3 separate regions of the Homo sapiens genome follow, and all the other regions are linked to region 2. A link is a contact called in ENCODE Hi-C or POLR2A ChIA-PET data. All regions are on one chromosome and are shown on one strand. The core of a region is the stretch at or near the end of the contact, and the rest is flanking DNA. Distances in the headings are between cores, read along the strand shown. Region 1 holds the start of GPR155-DT (GPR155 divergent transcript). Region 2 holds the start of SESTD1 (SEC14 and spectrin domain containing 1). Region 3 has its middle 390 kb from the start of MIR548AE1.

Region 1 (3,644 bases), core at 181-2,680, 4.8 Mb before region 2:
GCTTAGATCACATAAACGAACCACTGATACTGTAAATAACTGCTATTAAGTGAAAATGCGGGGGGAAGGCGAGGGTTGACTAACTTCATAGAGAAAGCTTTAAACTCTCAGGCTATTTCTCAAACATCCAACATCCTTTATCCCGTGGGATAAGTGTAATACAGTGTGGTACTATTAGAGCACTCTTCAACATTAATAGTCGCACCATTCACCCACTCCTACCTACTTGCAGGGCGCCAAATGTCCTCCCTAGAGACCCAGGGTAGGGAGCGCTGAGCACTGCCTCCTTGCCTCGTCTGCAGGGACAGACTGTGGCCCTCCAAGATAAGGGGCGCAGAGAGTTCCTAACCGAATAGGCTGCTCGGAGAGCAGCTGCCAGCCAACCCCTGGGAAGGCAGCTGTGGAAGTGGAAAGGCAGCCAGGGGTCTTTGCCTGGCGTAAGAAAAAGGTGGTCGCTAGTCTTCCCAGGGCACGGGAGTCACAACGTCATGGTAACTAACATACCCCAAAAACGGGTAAGGGAGAAAATTTGGCGCAGTGCTCCAGGTGCCTGGGCAGAAGCCTTCGGAAGGGCCAGATACTGAGGGTACCCTCGGGATAAAGGGAAGAGTCTAAGAAAGACAGGGTGGACGCCCGTGCAGTGAGGAGCTTCCCAAACTAGGGATGGCAGTTCTGTCTCCGGAGGGGACGAGACACCCCCTCCCCCGCGCGAGCCTTCCCGGGTGATCTCACACGTTCCACAGGCAGGCGCTGCGGGGCAGAGACAGCAGGTCCAGACAACGGGCCGCGGGGCCAGGGCGCAGAGGGTCGGCGGCTGCCCACGTGCCCAGGCCTGAGGGGCAGAGGCAGGGGTACCCCGTGCCCGCAAGGGAGAACCAGGACCCAGCAGGTCCGCGCTCCAGGGGCCCCTCTCACCTGCTTCGTCTGCAACCTTGGAGTGGCGAGGAGAAGGGAGCTGGTGCTCGCAGGGTGCCAAGCAGGGAGAAGACCACCGTCATCTCCCGCCCCCAGCCCTCTTCGCCGAGCGCAACCGGGTGCCAGCTGCAGCAGCTTAGGCACGTTCCGATAAAGTAAGGTGGGGTAAGCCGATGCGGCCCTGTCAGCTCAGCCCCTCGCCGGCCGCGAGGCCCCGCCCCCGCCCCGCCTTCAGGCCCCGCTCCCTCCCAGCCCCGCCTTCAGACCCCGCCCCCAGCCCCGAACTTCCAGCAAGACGGGCCGCTTCCCGCCCTCGAGCCCCGCCCATTTCCAGGAGCCTTGAGCCCAGAGTCTCCGTCCCGCCCTCAGGCCCCACCCACAGCCTCGGGCCTCCGAGCCACACGTTCCCCAACCCCGCCTTCAGTCCCCGCCCCCTCCTCCAGCCTCGGAGCCCCAGGGTACCCGGCCCCGCCCTGCCGGCTGGGAGCCTCCCAGCCGCGATCCTCCGGGGCGGGACTTCCGGCTTCCCTGCTCCCACAAAATGGTAGCCGCCGTGGGGGATGTCCAGTTTTTTTTCCTCTTCCCAAGTACAGACGCAGAGCAGACTTGTCTTTCCGCTTAACCTCAACCTCGTGTGATCTGCCAGTTTCGCTCCCGGTTAGCCCAGGACTTTTTATAGCATAGAGTTTTAAAGCAAGGGCTTAGAATCAGACCTGGGTCAAAATCCTGCCTTCCACCTTCACCAAGGCAGTGTGACCTTGACGTTCCTACATAAGAGATTAAAATGTAAACCCTTAGCCCTGAGCTTGTTTTAGAATCTGGGCCCCGTCCATGACTGCTTCTATTCTATTGCGGTACGGGGGTGGGGTGGGGGTGGGGAACTACATGCATGTCCACTCAGTATACTGAAACTGGTTACATTGATGGAAAACTTCCAAAGCTTCTTGAAATAAAGGTATTGAAACTATCCTCACAGGGTTTATAAGAATTCTGGACAAAAATATAATTAAGCATTAATCAGGCTACACTTTGACCCACTTCCTTGTAACCCGAAAGTCGGGTAGAGCTAGATAGTACATTTGTATCCCGTTGTCCCTATAGATAGGCTTTCTGATGTTAAGAGTCGTAAGGCTTTTTAAGAATTGCTTAAAATGTTTTTCAGACGCCAAATTCCAGCGAAACAGCTGATGCCAGCCAGCTTGAAGACCCCTGCCACAGAAGAAGGGAATCAGCATGAGAATACAGCTTCTTCATCTCGCTGTCCCATGACTTCGCCCTGTACTCTTCAGCCAATTAATGATCTCCACACTTGGGACCACTCTAAAACCCTTAAGAACCTGAGACTCAAAGTCCTCCTGGAGACGAATTTGAGGTTTCCTCCTATCTGTGTTTGGTGGCCCTATGATTAAACCTCTTTCTCTTCTGCAACCTGGTGTCCCAGTGTATTAACTTGCCATGGGCATCAGACAACAAACCTATATATAGTATCCCAAATATGGTGCTCCACTTTGAAACCTGAAGAAATCCTGCAATTGAGTTAGCCTTTTGAAATAAAAATTATTTCAAATTTTAAAATATTTATATATGTTTCCACTTAAGATATCTACAAGCATTTGTTTACAACCTTTTATCTTGCTTTGCATCTTAAACATTTCTGTATGGCAATTTCCGTGTCTTCCTATCATCTCGGCCATCTTAGTGCAAAGATACAAAATTGTGTGGCTTATTAAGAAAAATTACAGTAAGCTAAGGGTAGGTTAAAGGATCTGAAACTTAGCAGGAAAAATGAGCAGAAATTAAAGCTATAAAAGGCATGGATCCTGCTCCAGTTCTCTTTGCTTCTCCTTTGTTCTCTGTCTTCCTCACTTTTAACTGCCTTCTTTGTTTCCCTTGAACCTGACTACTTAAAAAAAAAATTGAAGATCTAAATTATCTCAAGGCTAAAAGGATTTTTGTTTAGGAAGTATGAAGATTAATTCAATTAAATAAATACTTATTGAGCATTGACTATCAGGGGAATACTGGAAGATAGGCCTGCAGAGGTAAGTTACGGTCAACCTGTAGGAGGTTCCTTGGGTTAGTTTGAACCTTATCCTTTGGCCACAGTAAAACATGTAACTTTTCTTTCCCCACAGGAACATGTCAGAATGATCACACTATTTGTGGGTGTGTAATCTGGAAGCTGTACCATGATTAGTTGAAAGAGAGACTGAAGGCAAGAAAAACAGTGTGGTGACTTGGAGAAGAACCAAGACATAAGGAAATGAAGACCTACTCTTGGGTGATGACAGTAAAAATAATGGAATAGGCCTGAGAGACAGGAAAAGGGAGAACTGATGAGACTCAGTTACTGATAGGGCTAAAGAGGAGGAAGGACAGGGCAAGGTGGCTCACGCCTGTAATCCCAGCACTTTGGGAGGCAAGGCAGGAAGATCACTTGAGCCCAGGAATTCAAGACCAGCCTGAGCAACATGACAAAACCCCATCTCTACAAAAAATACAAAAATTAGGCTGGGCGCAGTGGCCCAGGCCTGTAATCCCAGCACTTTGGGAGGCCGAGGTGGGTGGATCACCTGAGGTCAGGAGTTCGAGACCAGCCTGGCCAACATGGTGAAACCCCATCTCTACTAAAAATACAAAAATTAGCCGGGCGTGGTGGTGTGCGCCTGTAATCCCAGCTACTTGGGAGGCTGAGACAGGAGAATCGCTTGAACCCGGGAGGCAGAGGT
Region 2 (3,436 bases), core at 487-2,986:
AACAAAACGATTTCCTGGAATTTGGAACATAAAAACAGCCTATAGAGTTGTGAAATGCTTTCTAGGTCCTTGGGGAATTTTTTCACGTATTTAGTCATGGGGCAAAGTATTACGTATAAAAGCTTCCTGGTCCTAGAACAAAGACGTATTTTACTGCTCAAAGCTAAAGGAATTAGTATTGTTAAACTAAAATAGCATACCAATGAAACCAGCTAGGTATTGGCATAACTTAACCAAGGTATGTAACCAAAGATAAATTGTACCTTATTATGCATTCTTCCTTGGGAGGAAAAATTCTCACATTAATAAGATTTAGCCAGCCAAAACAGAAAAAGTATATAGATATATGTGTGTCTGTGTATGTAGGTATGTATAAGGATTAGGATTTTGAGTGGCAATTTAAATTTGACGGTTTGCCAAGCTATGCTGGGATACATAGTGGGCATGCTTGACACAAGCAAAACGTGAAGTAAGAGACGACCTGTCAAACAGCTGCTATCTAGTTACTCCCTCGGCAGCACTCCCAACTTCTCCCGCGATGTCTGTGTGTAAGAGAAAGATGTCAAAGCACCAAGAAAACCACGGGGGCTGTCAGAGCAACAGCCAAGTCCAAACCGTGCATCCCAGGGTGAAATCCCACCCGTACCCTCAAGAGCTGGTCAGACTGCGGCTCTTTTCTAATATGAGTCTACCTAAAATAGAAAAATAAACACAACCACAGACCCTGGCCAACCCTCTCTCTCCTCCCCTTTGTGACTCTCCCAAACGCTGGAGGGATGTTAACCTCTGGCAGGCCCGTGGAAGCCAAGCCCCGCGACCTGAGGAGGCGTCCAGGAGCCTCGGCGCAGCCCTGGGGCCTCGAGCCCGTGTCCTCCACCCACCCGACAGGGCCGGTCACCGGTCACACAAAGGAGCCAGTCGCGGGCGCTGGACGCGGGACTCGCCCGAGAGCAGGGAGCCACATCTGGTTCCTGCACGCTGGCAAAAGAGACCCGCTGGAAAATAAGGACTAACGCCCAAACCTGTTGCACAATTCGGGTCCCTTTCACCCAGAAATGAACAAGGGCGCTCAGGAACGGAAAAGCGCGCGGCCCGGTCTCTGCGGGCCGCGGCCGCACCCGGCAGACGGCGCGGAGGCAAAGGCGGCCCGCAGGGCTCCCACCTCCGGCGCTTTGTCTGTGGCGGCAAGGCGGTGGGGGCGGTCGGGGCGTTGGGAGCAGAGGCGGTGGCGGGGCGGGGGCGCCCCTCCTTCACTGCGTAGCCCCTCCGCCCCGCGGCCCGCGCAGGGGAAGAAAGCCGGGCCCGCTACCGCCGCCGCCGCCGACTGCACCGGCCCAAGCCGGCCACCCGGCCGCGGGGCCTGCGCGCTTCTCCCGCCCGGGCCGAGCGGCGGCCACACTCACCTGGCTGGCGCTGACGCTAGCGGCCGGCGGCTCCGGGGCGTTGGGGAAGACAGGGGAACGCTAGCGAGGTGCGGGCGGAGGCGGAGGGCGCGGCGGGAGGAAGGCGGGCTGGGGGCGGAGCGGGCCCGGGCGGCGGCGGCAGCAGCGGCGACGGCTGCGGCTCCAGTCACTCGCGGCAAATCGCGTCCCGGCCCCTCCGTGCGTCAGGCGGGGAGCGGGGGTGCGGGTGGCCCGGCGACCTCTCGGCACCCGCGGCCCGAGCCGCGTCCGCGCGACCCCGCGCGCGCCCGGGTGACGGCGGTACAGCAACCCGCCCGGCGCGGGAAGGAGGAAGGAGGCGGGGCGGGGCGGGGCGTCCAACCGGGCCTGGGGCTGAGGGCTGGGCGCGAGTGGGACTCTGGCGCTCCGGACGGACCCTGCCGTCCCCACCCCTAGCCGAGGCCCAGGCTCCCCAGGCGGGAGGCAGTCTTGGAGAGTGGAAGGGTACCTAGATCTGGAGTCAGAAGTCTGGGCTTAAGAGAGGGTCCGTTACTTGACACCCTGGCAGGTCATTTATTTCCTCTGGCCTCATGCTGGAGTTCGAAGGTTCGAGTACAAAGTCTCCAAGAGCTGCTCCCAAGTACTCACTGCCAAGCGGTGGTGTGGCTGAAGGATGAAGGCAGATGAAAGGGAAAGGGTTGCGGTGAGGAAGGGCTGGATTCAGGGCATTTGTTTTGCTTTGAGGATCTTTCCACTGGACAGTCCAAAATTAATCCACAATGGGGCTCCCTGATAATGGCTACTTCCCCATTTTTACCAACCTAGTTATTTTTCTCCAAGTATACTGACTTAAGAGTCCTTGTTTTCATTTTATTGCGCAAATCATTTGTATGTCATTTCCTGAATTCAGTTCAAAAGAGTCATCAGCAAATTCACACCAGATCAGAGCAGCTGTGTGGTCCCAATTTCAAGACTTCCATATTATTCACTCAGCCACTCACTTCAGTATCACCTAATTCCGTTGATAAAATCTTCCTATTCCAACAACTAAGCAACCAAATTTCTCTCCACTAAAGTTTTCTGACTTAAAATCCCGTGGATTAATTCTTCCTCTTAATTCTGTGAATATCAGTCTGTCTCCATGACTTCCACCTCTTTGCCACTCTAGGTCAAGCCTTTAACTTCACTGCTGCTTCAGTTCCATATAACTGCCAGAGAGAATGCTCCAAAAAGACAGAGCTAAGCATGAAACGTCCCTCTTTAAAATCATTCAAAGTCTCTCCACCTGGTTGAATCAGGTTCAAACTCATTACCATGGTTTACAAAGCCATTTAAAATCTGATCTATTGACCTCCTTGGCTCCAGCTTCAACTCCTAATATATCTACGTATCACACAAATTCAACAGACTTTGTCTTTGTGCCCTTGTAGTTTTCCCCCACCTGAAATCCATCCCTCATTTAACCAGTTGAACTCCTATTGTCCTTCAAGATAATGAAGATAATGCATCCCTTCCTCCTTGGAATCTTCCCTGACATCATCTCCTTTCACCACATCTGTATCCTTACCCCACACATTTACAATGAATTAAATACTCTTTTTCTCTCTGCTTTCATAAAATCGTCTATCTACAGTATTCCCTATGATAATCTTTAATACTTGCTTTTTTCCTGTTGCTTTGCTTGGTGGCCTTTTCTTCCTAGACTGTGTGTTCCTTAAAAGGACAGGGATTTTGTCTAGTTCATTTTTTTTGCTCCCCAGAACATAGCACAGTGCTCAGCACAAAAAAGGTTCTCTTTAACTGTTTGCTGAAGCGTTGAAATAATTTTCCATCCCAACAAATAGATGTTGAGCATCTACTCAACGAAAAGAAAATACAGGGAAGTCCACAGTCCCAGCCTTTTTTAGCCTTCCGTGGTATTCTGTTTTTCCCTTCTCTACTATGTGGCATTCTCTGCTTATCATTTTAAACTCTCTCCAACTACCATTCACATTCTTTGCTTATCCTAGTAAAACAAGAGCATGCCAAGCAATCCATTATAATAATTCACAAAA
Region 3 (3,677 bases), core at 297-2,796, 4.7 Mb after region 2:
TTTTTTTAAATTCTTTTTATTTTTCTCTGAGTCTATCAGTTCAAAAGACCAATCTTCAAGCTCTGAGTGTCTTTCTTCTGCTTGGTCCATTCTATTGATGAAGCTTTTAATTTTTTGTTTGTTTGTTTTTGAGATGGCATTTTACTCTGTTGCCTAGGATGAAGTACAGGGGCAAGATCTTGGCTCACTGCAACCTCCACCTCCCAGGTTCAAGAGATGCTCCTGCCTCAGACTCCTGAGTAGCTGAGATTACAGGAATGCACCACTACGCCTGGCTAATTTTTAGTATTTTTAGTAGAGACAGGGTTTCATCATGTTGTCCAGGTTGGTCTCGAACTCCTGACCTCAGATGATCCACCTGCCTTGGCCTCCCAAAGTGCTGGGATTACAGGAGTGAGCCACAGCACCCAGCCTAAATTGTATTTTGAAATTCCTTAAGTGAGTTTTTTAAGCCTAGAAATTCTGATTCATTTCTTTTTAAGATGTTTATCTCTTCCTTCATTTCCTGGATTGCTTTAGGAGTGTCTTTGTTTGATTATCAACCTTGTCTTGGATCTCATTCAGCTTCCTTGCAATCCATGGCTTGAATTATTTGTCATTTCTGAGTTTCCATTTCAGTTAGGGTGCATTGCTGAAGAGCTAGTACAATCCTTTCTTGGTGTCACTGCATTCAGATCTTTCATTTGGCCAGAATTCTTGCACTGGTTTCTTCTCATCTGGAGATCCTGGCACCTCTAAGTTTTGTAATTATTTTTATGTGGGTAGGATTTTTTCTTTTTCTTCCTTTCCCTACAATGTTATTATTATTTTCTTCTTTCTCTTTCCTTTCCTCTCTATTTCTAGGAGTTGTAAGGCATGCTGGTAGGGTCTCTTGGCTTTGTTTCTATAGCGCTATGCATTTCTTTCAGCAGATTTTATATTAGGCTGTGGAGTTTGACATGTAAGCCCATGGATGGTGCTTATTGGTAAGAACAGACTGTGGCCAACGTGGCTGGGTATATACATAATCCTTATTTACTGGCAGCTCTCTGTTGCCTCAGGCATTGGGATGATTTGTGGAGTATACAGTAGTTTGAGCTCCCTGTTGTGCCCTAGGAGCAAGAGACTGAAGGGTGGGACCAAAACAGACAGGTTGACCTATGGGTCCCCCATGCCAGGCAGAGGCACCAGCAACAAGGGGAGAATCCAGTGAGTAGCCACCAAGCACCCAAAGGTGTACCTAGGTGTGGAGGTAGGAAGCCACCTACTTCAGCTCCAAGTTCTCTGCACAGGAGTAAGGGATGGCCTAGATTTCTAATCTAGTAGAGTGGGTGCTCCAGATGTCTGGAGATCTGCCTGGGCATGTAGCAGAGTGGGTCCTGCTGCACCAATATTTCTGCACAGGAGGGGCTGGGCAACTCAGACTGCTGATTCAGGTGATCTTGTGCTCCAAATGTCTCGAAATATGCCTTGGTTTGGAGTGGAGAAGGCCTCACTACACCATAATCTACATTTGGGAAAAGTGGGGCAGCTCAGGCTGCTGAATCAGGCAAACAGGTGCTTCACAAGTCTGGAGATCAGCCTGGGCATGGAGCAATGAGGGCCTCTTTGCATCAGAAACTCTGCACAGAAGGGTGGGGCAGGTCAGATTGCTGATCCAGATGAGCAGTTCTCTGAATGACTGGATTTCTGCCTGAGCGTGGAGCAGAAATGATCCCCCAGCACCAAGCAACTCAGGCTGCTGGACTAAACAAGCAGGTGCTCTGAATGCCTGGAAATCTGCCTGGTTGTGTAGTAGAAAGGATTCCCCTGTGGCTGGATCTCTGCACAGGAAGGGTGGGACAGCTCAGCATGCTGATTCAGTCAAGGTAGTACTCCAAATGTATAGGATCTGCCTGGGAATGGAATAGAGAGGGCCCCCCACACCACAATTTATGTCCAGGAATGGTAGTGTGGCTCAAGCTGCTGAACCAGGGTAACAGGTGTTATGGATGCCTTGATATCTGCCTGGGCATGGAGCATAGAGCCCCACTGCACAATCTATGTCCAGGAAGGGTTGGGTAGCTCAGGCTGCTGGTCCAGGCAAGAACATGGTCCAAATTCCTGGATTTCTCTCTGGGGGTAGAGCAGAGGGGAGCCTCTACTGCACCATGATTTCCAAGGAGCAGCATGGGCTACTCAGCAAAGTCACACACAGATGAGTTCCATGTCACCAAACTGGGCCTTGGTGCAAGTCTTGTTACCCAGGAGAAACCACAGCCGTAGGAGTTCTCTTCCTGCCCTAGGCCTGCTACAGGGAGGGCACAATTTTAGCCATACTGCTGAGGCACTTTCTGGCTGTGGAAGTCCCTACCCCACTCCAAAGCAGATACTCTAATCTCTGGTCTGAGACTAAAATGTTTGCACAGCCACACTGCCAGGTAACCAAGGAATGAATAATGAAATAATGAAAGCATCATTATCTGCAAGTAATGTGATTTTATATGTAAAAATTTCAAGACTCTACAGCAAAACTATTGAAATTGTTAAGTTAATGTATCAAGTTGCTGGGCTCCATTATGTATTACAATATGTTATATGTTTATACACCAGCAATAAATTTGGAACTTGAGAAAATAAGGTATTTTGATTTTGCCAAAAAATCAAAATATATAAATTACCTAAGAATAAATCTAATTAAACATGTACAAGACCTCTAAACCGAAAACTACAAAATATATTGGGGAGTAAAGTAGAAAAGTATCTTCATTATTTTGGGTTAAAAATTTTTCCTAAATGGGACAGAAAACTACTAATCATGAAGGAAAAAAATTACAAATTAAACTATGTGAAAATGAAAAACCTATACTTACCGAAAAATGTCATTTACTGAGCAAAAATGCAGGCCAGAGAATAAATGGAATTATTTGCAGTACATATACCCAATGAAGAAAGTTTTATATCCAGTGAAGAAAATGCAAATTACTCCTACAAGTGATTGAAAAGAAAGAAAAAGACCATCTGATAGAAAATGATTTCAAAAGTCTATAAGATGAAATAGAAAGTATGCATGAAGCACTGCTACTGCATACCAAAGTATAATGCTTATCTCAAAAAAAAAAACCACTAAGATTGCTTGGATTATGAGCTGAACGAGCTGCTTTTCTTCATGGAACACCATTTTCATTTGAAAAGTAACAGACAAATTACAGTTATTACAATTTGGGTATTTGTCATCAATTTTCTTTGTTAATCATAAAATTTGAATTTTCAGGGAAAAAATAGAAATTTTAGAAAATTTGCATTCACCACTGTAAGCTTGAAAGCTTACAGTGCAGAACACTTAGCTATCTGATTAGATCATTACTAATATTAACAAATGTGGTGGTTTTTATATTGTATGATATATATGTCAAAGTTTGGAAGATCTGCATAACTCAGTGAGCTAATGTTTTACAAATGACCAATGCATGAAGTAACACAATCTAGCAAGGGCTAAATTCCATTAAAATGAAAGAGAGATCAAGAGATTTTCATATAATGGAATATAAAAACTACAATGATATTTAGATTCCACATTGCAACTAAGTTTAAGAAACTACCATTTGTTGAGTTTGGGCATATTATCAGAAAGGAATAATAATAAATTATTTTCAGTAAAATAATCTGAAAAGATTTCTCTCTTTTCTAACTATATAACTACATGAGGAGAGAGTCTT

What was found. Hi-C counts contacts between places; a loop is a spot of excess contacts on that map. ChIA-PET counts read pairs that join two places held with the same protein, here RNA polymerase II (POLR2A). Pooled maps may share reads with other maps.
Region 1: a pooled map shows a loop between it and region 2 (3-fold over the local background). The contact joins the promoter of GPR155-DT here to the promoter of SESTD1 in region 2. A Hi-C loop is called at or near these places in 1 of 37 single-sample maps with no recorded cell type and 5 of 50 pooled maps. POLR2A ChIA-PET finds 5 or more read pairs at or near these places in 1 of 52 experiments (BJ).
Region 3: a loop to region 2 is called in a pooled map, with 2.6 times the contacts of the local background. The contact joins the enhancer-like site here to the promoter of SESTD1 in region 2. A Hi-C loop is called at or near these places in 2 of 37 single-sample maps with no recorded cell type and 2 of 50 pooled maps.

Annotation. Positions count from the first base shown.
Region 1 is chr2:174,485,958-174,489,601 of GRCh38, forward strand. It overlaps GPR155-DT (GPR155 divergent transcript), which reads left to right and starts at 1,431. Exons shown (of 3, transcript NR_183819.1): 1 at 1,431-1,459; 2 at 2,078-2,957; 3 at 3,051-3,644. It overlaps GPR155 (G protein-coupled receptor 155), which reads right to left and starts at 1,072. Exons shown (of 16, transcript NM_152529.7): 1 at 916-1,072. RefSeq lists silencers at 587-769, 1,033-1,212 and an enhancer at 623-692.
Region 2 is chr2:179,263,096-179,266,531 of GRCh38, forward strand. SESTD1 (SEC14 and spectrin domain containing 1) reads right to left here and starts at 1,737. Exons shown (of 18, transcript NM_178123.5): 1 at 1,404-1,737. RefSeq lists an enhancer at 469-538 and silencers at 867-1,030, 1,139-1,208, 1,219-1,838.
Region 3 is chr2:183,991,610-183,995,286 of GRCh38, forward strand. No RefSeq gene overlaps it. Among named protein-coding and RNA genes, the nearest start is that of MIR548AE1, 390 kb to the right of the region's middle. Within about 2 kb of position 1,547, at least 2 of the 41 ENCODE cell types and tissues checked have a DNase peak (open chromatin) inside an H3K27ac peak, as active enhancers do.